Linked DNA regions of Mus musculus: region 2 is linked to region 1. Evidence: chromatin loops called from intact Hi-C (ENCODE). Cell type or tissue: left cerebral cortex. All regions are shown on one strand.

Region 1 (8,000 bases):
TTGCTCTTGCTGATCCCAGACCACCAAGTGACTGGCAAGCCTGGGAGTTGATAGACTGAGGTTAGTTGAGGCTGTCACCCTGGAGGATGACTTTGCGCATGTGCAGAAAGGCACCTTGTAAAACCCGCCCTCTTCTGGCCACATTCCCTAGGAGTGGATTTACTACACGGAGCACAGGGGCATCTCTCTCAGTGTGTCAGATAAACATAATTACAGTACAAAATGATGGTTGGACTCATAGTGGGCACAGTGGATGAGACTCAGTGAGCTTGACCTGTTTAAGAACTGGGGAAGTAAAGAAGTGAAGCTCTGTAGCAAGGCCGGACTTCTGTCCAGAGTGAAGGAAGGCTGGTGAGATGAGAACTGGTGTAGAAAGGCAAGTCTACAGACATTTAAGATGCGTACAGCCTGTACCTTTATTTTCTTCATACTTTTTAAATGCTTTGAAAAAAATCTGTATTTTACAGTAACTAGATAAGTTGTTTAACTATCAAACACTAGCAAAACTGAAGTCAGGGAAAAGTGTATTACAAAGGGTTGTTGTGTGATTTACCTATATACTGCTTCCGCTTTTAAGATTTAAACTCAAAGACTGAGACAGAAAGACACTGGTCACCTGAAGACATCAAAATCAAGGGACAGTTAGAAGAGTCGTACGCAATTTGGACTGTCTAGAGACACCTCAAACTTCAAACGACATGCTCGAATACCTGTGGAGTATGAATGGAGTTACTGAATCTTGTAACCTTAAGGTTTCCACTGTCAAAAAGAAACCTACGTAAATAAACCCTTCCTGAACCCCTTGCTTTCCTCTTAAGTGGTAAACAGTACTTGGACAGCAAGCGAGGTGGGCTCAGGACATGGTGATGGAGCAGGGGACTTCAGAAATGGTACTGGAGAGGCTCACCATCCCTGAGTCACAGCAAGGCACGCCTATGTTTCTTAAATATGAGGCTTTAACCTGATACACACAGACTTCTGATGCACAAGCAGCAGGGCATAAGGCTTTAAATTAGGCCCATGTCACTTGGCATCCCATCTACATATTGTTTGTTACCTGCTACAATGGCTGGCAGTTTGCTCTTTGAAACAGGGAATAGCCGTTGACTCTTGTTAATAGCAAAGGTGGATACAAATATTTGAAGTACTTATAAGAATATCAATAATAAGGTAAAAACTGACCAGTAATTCAGACTCAGGGAATCTATAGATAGACTAACGCAGAGGGAGGGTGTAATATAAATGCCATATGGGCCCATCCATTGCCTACCATGAACTACAAACGTGGTTTGAGCTTCCTGCTAGAGGAGGCACAAAGACACCATCCAGAAGGAAAAAGGATGTTTACATTTTCCTTGGGAGGAAGATTTCCAGTTATTAACCTTTGACAAATGGTTGCCATTATAGTGATGTTAGCTAAGTGACTTTACTCATTGCCTTTAATCTGCACCAAGGCCCTGTAGTAGAAGATTGAGGATAAAGTATTATTAACGCAATGTTTCTTTCACTCATGGTTTGGTAGGAAGATCACCCAATGACACACAGTGAGGCTGAAAAACATGAGCTAGCAAATCAAATGTTAGCAAGTTGATACATCTGTATTCCTCACTTTCCTTGGCATTGCTGAAAAGATGCAGGACAATAAAAACTAAAGGAAAGAAGGGTCCCCCACAGAGGAGCAGGCAAGGCAGCTACATGCAGAGGTAGCTGGTCTCAATGAGTCCTTTGTCAGGAAGCAAAGAACCAAAAGCTGGGCTCCACTTAATTTCTCCTTTATACCCAGGCTGGATTCAGTCTGTGAAAAAAGTTCTGCCCACATTTAGGGTGAGTCTTCCTGCTCGGTCCAATCAATCTCCTAATTTCCTCGAGATCTCTGAAGTAACTCTAGAGCTGTCAGGGTTGGCGAAGATTATCCATCATGGCGTTAAAATGAGCCTCTTTTATCTATACTCTCTTATTTAACCTAAAATTTAACGAGATAAGCTAGCTTCCTTCTTAAAACTACGGTCCATCTCCAGGAAGGAAACAGAAACGACTGCAGAAGCCTACTCTGACATCCATCGCCCCCCAAAGGGGAGCACAGGAAAGCAAAAGCAAAGACTAACAGAGCTGAGAGCCAGAAGACACACCGAACCTACAAGCTCGCTCGCTCACCAGACACACAGAGTAAATTAGTCCTGCCCTGGACTCTGAGAGCCCCACCCCCACCTCCCGGGGAGCTGCCTTGGGAGCGCTTCAGGAACAGCATTGTGAACCCCACCCTGGTCTTGCTGGATCAATCTCAACTCTCATCACTCTCCAGTGTGTGTGTGTGTGTGTGTGTGCCTGAAGAAGTCAACGTTATGGCTGCTGCCTGCCTGCTTAAGGCATCTGGGCTTCAGTCCTGCCTAGGGGGCTCTGATACCTTTCCTTCCTCTAACTGGTCTCCTGGAAAGGCTTTTTCCTCAGGCAGTCCAGGGAACATCAGATACCCCTGCACCTTGGCAGTTGGAAAGTTCACAGTTGTTCTCTGATGTGTAGTTTTCCCAGGGTGCTATGAATTCTGGAGGGACGAGGACCCTATCTGGCTTTCACCAGAGAGGGTAGTTTTACTGACAAGATGAATAGGGAATGACTGTCACAAGAAAAACAACAATGGCCCTTATTTCTAGTATATGTTTAAGTTTTATGAAAAGATACTGGGGGGACAGGAGAAGCTATACTTTTCTTTGTCAAAGCCAAGAAACTAATTACGAAGTAGAATGCAGAAATTCATGTGAATTTTAAGGCTAAACAAGAATTCTAGGATGCCTCGGGCTACACCCGTAGATATTTCTGGAGATACTGTGCTTAATATGGAAATACTGTATAATGATAGATTTATCTCTCCCTAGGTCAGATAAGGAAGGCTTGTCTTCATTTCACTAGATGAGAATATGCATACTAAGACGGACTTGAAAATTATAAGGTTTCGGGGGAATATGACCCTTAATTTTTAAATTGAGAACTCTGTCCCAAAGAGGGGGGAGGATGTAGCTATGGAATCGCCTATTACAGATGGAGCTGGCGCCTGAACCCAGGCGCCTGAACCCAGCCCCGCCCTCGCCCCTCCACTCCCACCCCGCCGCCGCCCAGGGGCCAGTCCACCTTTTCATTAAGTCACAACACCTGCTACCTGGTCCCTAGTGCTCAGGGTCCCCACCCTCCAGAGAACCTAATCATATACCAGGCGAATTGCCTCTGCACGTCTGGAAGACTCTTTTAAGCTCCTAGCAACGGGCATCGAGAAACCAAGTGGACCATTTCCCGACCCCGCCTTCCAGACGCTTTCTGGGTGGGGCGGGTTGGGCAGCGCCCCCAGTGGGCGGCCAGACAGACGCCCAGCTTGTTCCTCTCAAGCTCACGCGGGCGCCCCCTCGCGGCCACTCGAGGAGCGCAGCGCCGCATTGCAAGCTCCAAGCTTTTTCTTGGCTTTCAGGCCCGGGAAGCGGGAAAACTGCGTGTCACTAAGCAAGAGGACACGGGCAGCCGTCCACGCGGCAGTGTGTCCTAAGCGTGACCAGAGCCCATTCGCAGAGACGGGGCCGGGGATGAGCGTTAGGGACCTGGGACAGAGGACCGTGGAGGTCCCCCTGTGTCCCCGCGGGAGGCAGCCACGTAGTCCATTCCAGGCTCTCGGCCACGAGAGGGAGGGACTCGCGCACAGCTACGGCGACGGCTGTGGACCCCTCGCACGCTCACGCGCGCCCGAGCTGGACTGTCGCGTCGGGCCCGCGCCGCGCGCGCGCACGCGGGTGGGCGTGGGAGGCAGGGGCGCTGCTGCACGCGGCGTGCGCGCGCTCCCCCCGCCGTCAGTCGCAGCCGCCCGGCCCCGGCGCGCGTCACGAGGGCGAGCGGGCGGCGAGCAGGGGGTGGGGCCGCGGCCGGAGGGGCCCGAGCGGCTGCCGAGCTAGAGCCGGAGGAGCGGGGCGCGGGCGGCTGCGGTCCCGGTGGCGGCGGGGGAAGATGGTGGCGCTGGAGGCGGGAGCAGCTGGAGAGCAGCTTTATTCCCAGGCTTGGCACGGTCGCTGTCACTAGCGCCGCCTGCTCCCGCGGGCCCGCGGACCCAGCTGTCAGGCAAGGTACCACCGCCAGGGCGGGCTGGGTGAGTGCCGGGCGCCCGACGCCCCGGACGGAGCTCGGGTCCTTTTGGAGGGATGATCCCGGGAGCTAGGGGTGAAGCGTGGAACAATAGTGCGGATGAACAGGGACGGCAGGCGACATCCAGGGAGGCAGTGCTTGGAGCTAGCGAGGCGGGGGAAGGGTGTGTACTAGAGAGATGCCAGGCGTCCGGTGCGCGCTGAGATACCCGGCTTTGGGAAGAGCGGGCCTGATGACAGTCACGGAAGGAGTGTGTGTGTGTGTGTGTGTGTGTGTGTGTGTGTGATAGCAGAGGGGATGGAGGTGGCAGATCCGAAGTGTAGGGGGAGATGACATTTCCAGGAATCCCCGCTAGGATCCCTCCTCTCTGGCTGACTGATGATGGAAACCGTGAGGTGGGCAGGATGCACTTGGTGTGTGAAGTGTGGAGGGGAGGCAGTAGGGTAAGGCCGGGTTTGTAAAATCCCGTGTAAGAGTGAGTGTTTAGCGTGCAATTGGATCCACGCTCTCAAAACTGCGCCCCACATCCAGCGATCTGCTTTTCCTGACTTGATGCCGCCAGCTAACACTGTGGGACAGTATTGGTTATTTTGACCCTGCAAGTCTAAGAACAGTTTCTGTTCTGCTACTGTTCTTGGGTGGCTGGGTGTACGGATTCTCGCTTCCCCTTTCCCTAACGTCCTAACACGGGGATGTGGAAGTGAGCGGTTGCTTTGAGGCACATGGCAGCAAACCAGGATAATGGTTACACCTTTTGAGACAGCTGGTGTCCCTGGCTCTGAAGGGCGCTTTCTTTGGCACTTCACAGCCTCTCATTGACTGCCTGACTCTGCAATTTCTATTGTTTATCTCTTGTCTAACCCCAAGAAGAGGGTGTTTAATGGTCATCTTCCTCTCCCGTTCCCACAACTTTTATCACCAGACTCCCTTCCATATATAAGTACTGAAAACCTTCTAGCTGAAGATTGGATAGTCTTTGCAATGATTCTTTTAGAATAAACTCTTGAGGTGTGTAAAGAAGGTGGGGGCTTTAAAAATACAAGAACAAGATTGAAAGGGAAGTAAAAAAAAAAAAAACAAGGAAAAAAAAAAGAGTGCCCCAACATGCATTCTCTTGGGTGTTTTTCCGTGGGAAATGGGATGCTAGTGACAGCCACTCTCCCGGCTTTCACAATGGTTAGAAGGTCCATTTAGGAACTGAAATTTCCCGAGACCCATGGATATAAGATCTCCAGTCAGTGAAGTCCCCGATTTCCTTCCCAGGACAGCTCACTCGTAGGAAATTTGGCAAATGTTTGGCTCTCCAATGATGTCTAGGAACCAAGACAGAGAAAAAGCACGCAGAGTCTATAGATGCTTAAATTTCTCTGCGTAATAAAGATAGGGTTGCGTAGAGAGGGAAAGCACTAGAGATGGCATATCCGTATGCGTGTCCACTGCCGCCTGGTTCCCTGGAGTCTGTATTTCTCCTGCAATATCCATAGGAGTGAATGCACCTTTATGATAATAGCCCAGTACTTTACTGATGTCATATGATTGGATTCACCTGCTTGGGACATATTTTAGTTATAATACCTTAAATTCTACTGAATTGCTGTCAGAACCCAAATGGGCTGCACTGGGCCTCTTTGAAAAGCTTGAAATAATCACAAGGATGTACAAATAAATGTATGATATACTGACACCAAAGATTTCTTTCTTTTTCTAAAAATTTTATTCTTTGGGCAAAGTATAAAGTGTTATTCCATGGGTACATTGAAAATAATAAAGCTAAGGCCATCTACATATGACTTTTCCTTCTCGTTTATTGTTTTTAAAACAAATGATGACATGTGGACCAACTATGCTGGAAGCTATGAGTGTAAAGTAAATTTCCCCGCATCCTTCAAGCCAAGCCTTCTGAAATTTTAATGTGAGGTTGTTGGATCTCATCCGAGACTTTAAAAAGGACTTATAAAAATGAATTTAGAATCCTAGTTCTTTAACTCTCTTAATGCTTTGGCCATATCTCATTCTGATGGATGTAAGTCACTTAAGAGGCTTAGGTTTCTTTACTTTAAAAAAAAGTTATCATCTCTGTATACGCAAGTAAAACCACATATGTAAATTTCTTATAAGAAAACTCAAGAATATTAGAAATTACCAACGTAAACAGCCTGATTAGAGAAAGAAGTGCATACAAACACAATTGATGACTTGAGAATTTCTGATTTCCTTTCTCATGTAAATGAGAGACTTTTTCAAATGCCATGCCCTGCTTTCCTAACGTTTGGCCCGGTGAGGTTAAAGGTACAGCTGAGATCTGTAATTCAGTTTGGTAAATGGCTGCACCTCTCCCTGCAGCCTGCAGCAAGCCATTTGTTTTGCATGAATGCCTCTTCGTCTTCTTCCCTAAAAGCAGCTTTAATGCCTTTCTCCTCTACCGCAAGCCTCCCTTTGAAAAGTTTGTCTTTTCAGAAGACTTGGAAGTAAAGGACATTTGAAAATTGACCTGCAGGGCCAAAAAGGGATAAACCATGGTGCCACGGGGGAAACTGAGCTTTTATGCTGCAAGGAAGACAAAATAGAACATCGAGTGGTAGAAACAGACTCGTGCTTGAATAAGTTGGGTGGTGGAGGAGAGGGTGATACATCAAAGGGATGGCACAGCAGAGGGACGGAAGCTGACTTCAGAAGCCTGGGAAATGAGTCCATTAAGAGGAAAAGAGATTCAAGCAGGAGGCTAGGTTGATAAAGCCATCAAGATGGTGGACCATACTGGGCGGAGGCATGACTCTGAAGAAAGGAACCTGGTTATAATCTCTTAGGAAAGGCAAAGGCAAATTGAGGCTGGGTGTAGAATTATGAAGGCAATGTGAGAGATTGATGTGAGTGAATGACCATCACCCAGCAAGGAGGAACTCTGTGTATGAGTGTATAATTATGCTTTGACAGCTAATTAAATTTCGCAATAGTGAGCATTCAGTATTGCTAAATTCAGTGGTGTCTCTTATTCTCCATGGAAAGAATGCTTGCTTACTTTTAAAAGCATTTATTCATGTTGCCTGAATTGTCTGAAACTCCATTTGGATGGTTTCCTATAAGAACTTTCTCTTGGGGACCTTTGAGTTCAATAAATAAGGGTTGTATTAAAACAATGGAGAAAAACAAGGCTTTTTTTTTTTAAAGATAAACTTTTCTTATATATTACATCAAGATGTGGCTTTTATAGTGAAGTGTAAAGTTGACTTTTCAAAACTCAAATATAGCACAACATTATGCCCATCATAAGTGTTCAATACATTTTTGTCACATGAATTCATGAATAAATTAATTTGTTTTAGTAGGTTAAATATAGCCTATGAGATTGGAAATTTCAGAGTTTATTTATATAATGGATATTCAATGATTTGTATCCTGTAACCTATACAAGACTATGGTACTATAAACCTGTTAATGTATTCATATCTGCTATATACACTAATCTTGAAAAACAAGGACACTGTTTCCCACAAAAAAAACCCTATGTATGCTTGAGCCTCTTGATTATGATGATTCCAGATGAGATTATGAAATTTTATCTGTAGCAAATGATAATTTCAAAGTTCTAATGATGAACTATATTCAGACTTTTAACAAATATTTATCAAGCACCCTCTCTGGGCCAGGCTAGCTGCAAGGATAGAACTGGGTTGGAGGGGGTGGGGGTTGGAAGACTTCCCTATGTCACAGAGCTTTTACTGGGAGGATACTCCAAGGAAATAAATAGGTGACATTATATGTCATGTATGAGTAAGAGTAACATGGTGGGGAACGAGGTTAGGTAGATACCTCAGGCATGAAAATGTTTGCTGTGCAAGCAGGAAGACCAGAGTGTGGATACCCAGGTGGATGTGGGGGCC
Region 2 (8,000 bases), 110 kb before region 1:
ATTTTGGCCTTTGACTTTTTCTTCAGTGCTACAAATATAACACAGGGCTTTGTACATGTTGGGAAAACATTCTACTTCCAAGTTATAGTACCAACCTCAGTAAATATATTTTTAATAAATGACGCAAAAAGGTTCTTCATCTAAGGAGGACATATTTGTGAAAAAGTTTGATTTTTTTTTAATTCATTTAACACTCATAACTCCTGGATGAGCAAGTTGAAGTTTTCCTAAATATTGAAAAGTTGTTTTTACATGCTTGCTTTTGGCTTTGGACTTTCTGCTTTCTGGGGGGGGGGGTTGTTGGTGGAGGTGAGAAGATGTTCTATTTTGGGGTAGAGGGGTTATGTTTGCTTGCTTGCTTGCTGCAGGCAAGGTCTTGTTATGTAGCCCAGGCTGGCCCAGACCTTTCAGGCTTCCTGGCTCAGAATGCTGGGATCCCCGGCTTGCATCACTACACCAAGTTTGGCTTGAGAAAATTGGGACAAGCTATTCACTCTTACATTTTAATTTCAAAAATAATCCTCCCAATACTTTCTGAGTGAGGAGACTAAATTACTTGTACTAAGATTTATTTAGAGAGAAATAGTGGTATATTAATTCTCCCATTTTACTGACGACTTAATAATCTGATTAAAGATCTAATATTTTACCAAAGAAGCATATTGCATTCCTGCCTGTCAATTATCTTTGTCAATGCACCAATGATTAAATCAAAAGAGAAAGTATAAAGTGTGACTAAAAACAATTAAAACATAATTGCACTTCAAAATGAGACGAAAGAAACAGAGCAAAGGAAAATTAATGTCTACCAAAACAGTATCACCATATTCAACTTTAATCATACTAACTTTTTCAAAGCACCGGAAAAATGTTTTTACCTAATCTATGTACAAGATTTCTTCTGCTGCTCATTACATCTAAGATAATTTCTTGTTTTGTTTTAACCAATACTTACAAGGGGTAGCTTAGCAGGAGAGGAAAATTTTAAAATAAAGAAACTCCAAATGTGGAACAATTCTTCATTATCAATGTGTTTTGTTCTAAACATTTCCAATAAAACTAAATGCATGGACTATGGCATCCTTCTCCAGAACAGTAGCTGTCTGTAGGATCTCAAATCCAACATGTCGTCTCTCTCCTGTGTACACATCTCCATGGCAACTGGAGAGGCACCAAGTTTAGATTTGATCTTGCTTAAAAAGATGATCAGGTGTGGGGAGATGGGGGATGGGAGAGGGCTAGGTGTGAGAATGGAAGTCAGTAGGAGGCCTCTCTGGGACTAGCTGGTGACCTGGGACAGGAGAGGCTCTGGGGAAACTTTGCCTATGAGGCTGACCCTAGCAGAGATTCCCACCAGTGGGGAGATATAAAGAATGAAGTGGCGACCTCCCGTAGCTAGGCAGGACTTTCAGTGAAGGGAGAGAGACATCGATCCACCCACAAAACCTTCAACCCAAAATTTGTCCTAAGGGATAAAGACGGAGGAGAGATTGAGGGAACAGCCAAACAATGACTGCCCCAACTTGCGACGTATCCCATTTGAGCGAGCCATGTACTCTGCTATGCTTGCAGACGGGAACCTAGCATAGCTGTCTCCTGAGAGGCTTCATCCAGCAGCTGGAGGAAACAGACGCAGAGACCACAGCTAAACATCAGGCGCAGCTCAGAGATTGAGCAAGAGGAAGGGGTCGAGGACACCACAAAAACCTACACAGTCGACTAACCTGGGCCAATGGGGGTCCACAGAGACTGAACCACCAGCCAAAGAGCATGTGGGAGCTGGACCTAGGCCCCCTACACATTTGTAGCAGATGCGCAGGTTAGTCTTCATGTGGGTCCCTTAACAGTTAGAGCAGGGGCTATCTCTGACTTGTTGCCTGCCATTTGGATCCCCTTTCCCAAACAGTACTACCTGGTTGGACCTCAGTGTGAAAGGAGGTACTTAGACCTACTGTGATTGGATGTACCATGGTGCAGTGGTACCCGGGGGAGGGGGGGCTTCTCCTTCTCTAATGGGTAGGAGTAATGGGGGGGGGGAGATTTGTAAAAGTGAGACTTGGAAGAGAGGAGGGAGGGGGGCTGTCTGTGATCAAGATGTAAAGTAATTAATTGATTAATGAAAAAATAAACAGAGAAACAAGATGATCCCAAACAGACATTTGGCCCAGGGACATACAACTGACATAGGATCTTTACATTTGGAGCTGAAAATATCTGAAAGCCAGACTTTTTTGTTTTAGATAGAGGTAACTTATCAATTTCTACTGCAGCAGAATGTGTCCCCAGTGTTCTATGAGAAGATACGTAACAATCATCAAGAGTAACGGCCTACCCTTAGAGGCATCGGAGGTGTGGCTGATGTGGCACATGTGTCAGTAGGTGGCAGAGAGGAGGGGCAGACCACGCCCAGGATGACCCTGCCCAGCACCATAATACACTCCTGAAACCACATCTGAGATGACCCCAGACTCTCAGAGACCAGGGCACCCTAAGAGGAGCAAGTGGACGAGAAATGGAAGAGAAAGAGAAACTGAAGGATGTGGTCACAAAGAAGACAGGGAGAGCTACAGTTTTGAGGGCGGTGAGGAACAGCCTGGTGTGAGCAGCTGTTGATGCCGCCTGGGACCAGGGTGGGGTTCTGGCTTGCACTGCCACAGGGGACCACATCTGGGTGTGTGGCCTTGCAGCAGCAGGGGTCTGTTACCCCCAAAGGCCAGGCCTGGGAAATGTTGATGTGTGAGGGCAGTGCAGAACTGGCCCAACCCCTCTCCTGGGCATCATGGAAGAGCTGGTCCTAGGGGCATGAGAGCAGGAGAGATGACCCAGGCCCTAGCCAGCTGCAGTACTCAGGAGAGCAACTCCCTCACCTCACACCCAGACATAGCGTGAGTTTCAGGTGAGCTGGGCAGAGGATAGGAACATGGTGGAGCTGGCCCTCCTACGCCCATGGTCCCCCATGCAGTGGCGTGGACTAGGGAGAAATACCCTCCCTCCTGCCTCACCTCGCCCCTCACTAACTATGGCTGGCAGGAGACCTGGCTCTGGGATCACAAGAGCAGGAGAGCTGTTCCTGCCCCTCACCAGTGGCAGCCCTCAGGTCCTACATCTTGCCCACGGGCAGCACAGTAGGGCTGGTCCTGGATGTGGGGGTTGTAGGTGAGCTGCCCCAAGGGCCTGAGGACAGGAGAGCAGGTCCTGACCCTTGTCTGCTGGGCAGTGGTGTGGATGAAGGAAGAGATGCCCCCCTCCTCTCCTTCCTCCCTCACCAACTATGGCAGGTGGGAGAGCTGGTACCAGGCTCATGAGAGTGGGCGAAGTGGCCCTGTTCCCCACTAGCTACATCACTTGGGACTGTGTGCCCTACACCTTGCCTAGGAAGCAGATTGTGCTAGCCCTGGTTGCAGAAGTTGCATGTGAGCCAGCCCTGAGGGCATGAGAGTGGGAGATCCTGTAGGCTGACCAGCTCAAATCTCAGACCCAGGTCCAGGGCTTTGAGTTGGCCCACCCCATCATTCACCCCATGCTAGAATGCATGAAAAGGAGGGTCCTACAGATCCCAAAACACAGGATCTCCATGGCACAGGGTAACAACAGGATATCGGACAAGAGTCCCAGTGAGGTTCCAGTACTGATAGAGTAGCAGAAGCCAGAGGCCTCATACCAGACCAAGGAGTCCCTGTAAATGAACATTTATAAGCATCAAAGAGTGGACAACACACTATGGCTTCCACAACAAGATTTTAACCACATGCTCAGGCCAGACACTATGGCAGGAAGAGCTCATGTGTGAAGGGGCTTCACCTAATTGCCAACAGGAAACAAAGGGAGACAGGAGGGGACAGGGACAAGATATCCCCCAAGGATCAGCCACCAGGGACCCACTTCCTACAGGTAAGTCTCACCTGGAATGTCAGAAACCTCCCCCAAAGAGCACTAGCTGCTTGGGAACGAGTGTTTAAACTGAGATGCTGCAGGCTGGACAGACAACTTCACACTGAAACCATAGTGATCTTTCCCACAAAACTGCTGTTTCACAAATGCCAGCAAAACAAAACAGACTTTCATGCAGGTGGTACCTTCAAAGCTCCATAGTCATTAGGTTTTTAAGGAAGGATCTGATTGGAATTCCATCACAGAGAGGATGGGAGATAGGAGCCAGGATGAAGAAGACAAAGCCACCTGAATTTTATTAGAGACAGAGAGAGAGAGAGAGAGAGAGAGAGAGAGAGAGAGAGAGAGAGAGAGAGAGAGAGAGAGAGAGAGAGAGAGAGAGAGAGAGAGAGGGAGGGAGGGAGGGAGGGAGGGAGGGAGGGAGGGAGGGAGGGAAAGAACTTCACTCCCCAAACTATTTCATTCAAAAAGCAATTGGAGGCAGCATGCGTCTATTGAGGAATGAAAGCCTAGACTAGATTTAAAATAGCTGTGGCGTAGGAGCTACTGTGGTGGCACAGACGAGAATGAAAGGGGAGCTGAGCGGAATGAATGTGCATCATGATTCTTACCCAGCAAAAACTAGCAATTAAAAAGATATTTTTAAAGCTTCGTAATAAGCCAGTTGGAGTGAGTCGGATTCGGAAAAAGATAAAGTATCATGCCTACATTCTGATCACTTAGAGAATGTGTGCTTTATAAGGAAAGCTCTAGAAAAAAAAGACTTTGACTCTGTTCTTACTACAATAACAATACATGTCCTTTATGGAAGATGTAGAAGTAGCAAGGAGAAAGAAAGAAGAGGCCAAACTATCTGGAATATGTATTTTGCTGCTGTAGGTACCAAATATCCTTCTGACAAAGTCTCATGCATATTTTAAATAAATGGTTCTAAAGCATGAATGTTTCATTTGTTTAATTGGCAGACGTGTGTTGTACAACGTAATGGATTTTGATCATGACATTTTTCATCCCTGTATGCCATGTTCTTTGGTCACATTGCACCCCCATCTCTTTCTCTGGACATTCTTTCCCTTCCCACAGATCTTCCTGTTTCCAACTCTCTCTCCCTTCTGCTTTCAATTCTTTATTATTAAGGACATTCCACAAATGTGAGATTGTGCAAAATTGATTTTTTTGAGTCTGGCTTACTTCACATGGCACTGCAGCATCTCCAGCTCCACCCAGACATCGTAACGTTAAAACTTTCTTTTAAAGACCTTGCTTTGCCCGGCACTAGTCTTCAGACATTGCTGGCTTCCCTTTAAAATAGTGTCTACTCTGATGAGGCCTCCAAGAAATACAACAAGTGATAAAGCATCGCTGATTAATTTCTGAGAAAATAAATTAGGAATTTTAGTCCTGAGTGAGATACTTAAAAGCCACGGTTGTTGAGAAATAAAGAATTTATTTAAGCTGGAAGTTCTCAGGTAGAGTGATCTATTTTGCCTTCTAAAGAAGAACATTACAGAACTGAGTATGAGGCTGTGTTATATGTTGGCCAACAGGAGGGAGCTATCCTGTGCAAATGTTGTAGCTTGAATGTGAAAGGTCTCCCACAGACTTGTAGTTTTCGAGCAAGTGGTCTCCAGCTGCTGGAGAACTTGTAGGGAGTTGTGGGAATTTTAGGTGTGGCAAAACTGGAGGAAGTAGATCATTGTATGTAGTGGGGGTGAGCTTCATCAAATGTATACAAACTGTGCCTCAAGCCCAGGTCTGCAGACATCACGCCTTCCCCATCATGGCAAACACTCTGGACCATTCTGACCCAAATAAGTCTTTCTTTCCTTACTTGTCATCTGTCACATGTCTGGTGACCAGGATGAGAAAAGCTGACACAATAGACCATCTGCCCTGCACTTAGATAGAATCTGAGCTGTCAGTGAGCTTCAGAGCACCACACTGAGGGACAGAGTATCCCACCAGCGACTATGGAATGATAAGTCTAATCCAGAGGCTGGAAAGGACGAGCCGTCAGATATCTGAAGAGCCAGCAAAAGCCAGAATAAATCTGCAAGCAGACATACCAAATGTTTAAAAAAGGAATCAATTCACCACCAGCAGCAGGCAGGATACCCCTGGACAAGAATAAGAATCCGGACAAGGATGTCTACACAGTTCTGGGAGGCAAACTCACCCTCACTCCTGACCGTCATGTAACTCTACTCCCATGATCCACACAAATGGATCCAGAGGAAGGAGAATGTGGAGGAAGGAGGAAGGACCTAGAAAGAATACAACTCTTCTCAAGCCAACTGTTTTAATCTAAAACAAGCCATTTCAAGCCATTTCAAGTTAGGAGTGTAGAACTGGTATGCTCGAATTCTTCTGAACTAGCCAGCAGTTTAAAAGTTATGGGGATCGGTTGTAGAAAATAAATCCTATTATATGCATTTGGACCATATGCAAATTTTTTTACTTTCTTTTTTTGAAACACATCCATCCCTATATGTAGCCCAGAGAGACCATGAACTCATGGCAATCTTCCCGCCTCAGAGTACCAGGTGCCAGGAATGCAGGCGTGCGCCACCATACCCACCAGTATGCAAATGCTGAATTTTGCTACCCACTAGATAGTGAATATATTTCCATGTCCTCAATCGACTTTACATCGTAATGAATGCACATGTGATATTATAATTTGAACATTTAAAAGATATAAAAATAGCTCTTTACAATATAAGTACTTGCCCCTACCTTAACATCAAATCCCCTTGCGATCCACCAGTCACTGGTGGTGTGTCATGTATGTAAAGATTTGTACAAGTGCAGCCCTGTTTTTGAATTCTTCTCTGATGTGTCACTTACTGTTCTATGTGCCCAAAGACCTGACACAAGGCAGCTTACAGCAGGAGGCATTTATTTTGGCATCTACAATGAAAAGGCAGAGTTCATCATGGTGGGGAAGGCATGGCCTCAAGCGCTGGAACACCAAACCACAGTGCAGCAGTCAAAAGACAAAGAAGGGGAGGCCAGCATGTCACTCAGCTCATTTGTAGTCACTGCCCTGCCCGGCCTGTGGAATGGTGTGGCTCGGAGTCAGGGTATGTCTTCCACCCTTAGTTAAACCTTTCTGGAAAAGCCTTCACAGACAAACCTAGTCTGTGCCATTCCTCATGGCTCATTCTAGACTAAATCATAATTAGATGATTAACCACACACTGTGTTCTTCTAAAGTCACTTACACAGAAAGCAACCAACGTGTTTCAATCTTATCCCTTTGAACTAGATTAGCTATGAAAATCAACACTAGTTTTATTAAGGATTTGTGCTGTAGTATAGCTCTTATCTTAGGATCTTAGGAAAATATCTGATTCAGGAGTCTAAAGTTCCAACAATAAGCAGGACATATTTATTGAAAATTTGACTGTTATTCTTTACTTCAGGAAGAATGATATTCTGGAGATTTTTTTCAAATCGGAGTTTTGGAACAGGTATGCATGAAAAGCAGCAGCAATGAGATCTGGTTTGTGTTAGCTACTCTTCTATTGCTGGGAAGAGACACCATGACGAAGGCAACTGTCTTAGTCAGGGTTTCTATTCCTGTGCAAAACATCATGACCAAGAAGCAAGTTGGGGAGGAAAGGGTTTATTCGGCTTATACTTCCATACTGCTGTTCATCACCAAGGCAGTCAGGACTGGAACTCAAACAGGTCAGGGAGCAGGAGCTGATGCAGAGGCCATGGAGGGATGTTCTTTACTGGCTTGCCTCACCTGGCTTGCTCAGCCTGCTCTCTTATCGAACCAAGACTACCAGCCCAGAGATAGTCCCACCCACAAGGTGGGACCCCTTGATCACTAATTGAGAAAATGCCTTACAGCTGAATCTCATGGAGGCATTTCCTCAACTGAAGCTCCTTTCTCTGTGGTAACTCCAGCTGTGTCAAGTTGACACAAAACTAGCCAGTACAAGAAGAAAAAGCAAGCATTTCATTAAGGGTGAGTCCATGACCATCATGGCAGGAAACATGGCAGTAGACAGGCAGGTCTGGCACTGAAGCAGTATAGCTAAGAACTTACATCTTATCCATAAGCATGCAGCAGAGAGAGCAGACTGGGCCTGGTGTGG

The links. Peaks named below come from ENCODE experiments on the same cell type or tissue, not always from the same donor. Only the 100,000 strongest peaks of a DNase experiment are listed, where the experiment ranks them.
Region 2: it touches region 1 in a loop (2.9-fold over the local background); 3 of 42 quality-filtered maps call a loop at or near these places.

The regions. Positions count from the first base shown.
Region 1 is chr19:23,754,969-23,762,968 of GRCm38, forward strand. It overlaps Apba1 (amyloid beta (A4) precursor protein binding, family A, member 1), which reads left to right and starts at 3,908. Exons shown (of 13, transcript NM_177034.3): 1 at 3,908-4,123. In left cerebral cortex, CTCF peaks have their summits at 3,406 (motif pointing left) and 4,122; DNase peaks (open chromatin) are centred at 2,296, 3,415, 3,682, 4,323 and 3 more places; H3K4me3 peaks cover 3,865 bases; H3K27ac peaks cover 2,101 bases.
Region 2 is chr19:23,641,082-23,649,081 of GRCm38, forward strand. The region is part of intron 1 of 1700028P14Rik (RIKEN cDNA 1700028P14 gene); the gene reads right to left. It also overlaps the pseudogene Gm22144. Among named protein-coding and RNA genes, the nearest start is that of 1700028P14Rik, 7.7 kb to the right of the region's middle. In left cerebral cortex, no CTCF peak of the experiment used is centred here; DNase peaks (open chromatin) are centred at 4,022, 4,469, 5,785, 6,420 and 2 more places; H3K27ac peaks cover 1,556 bases.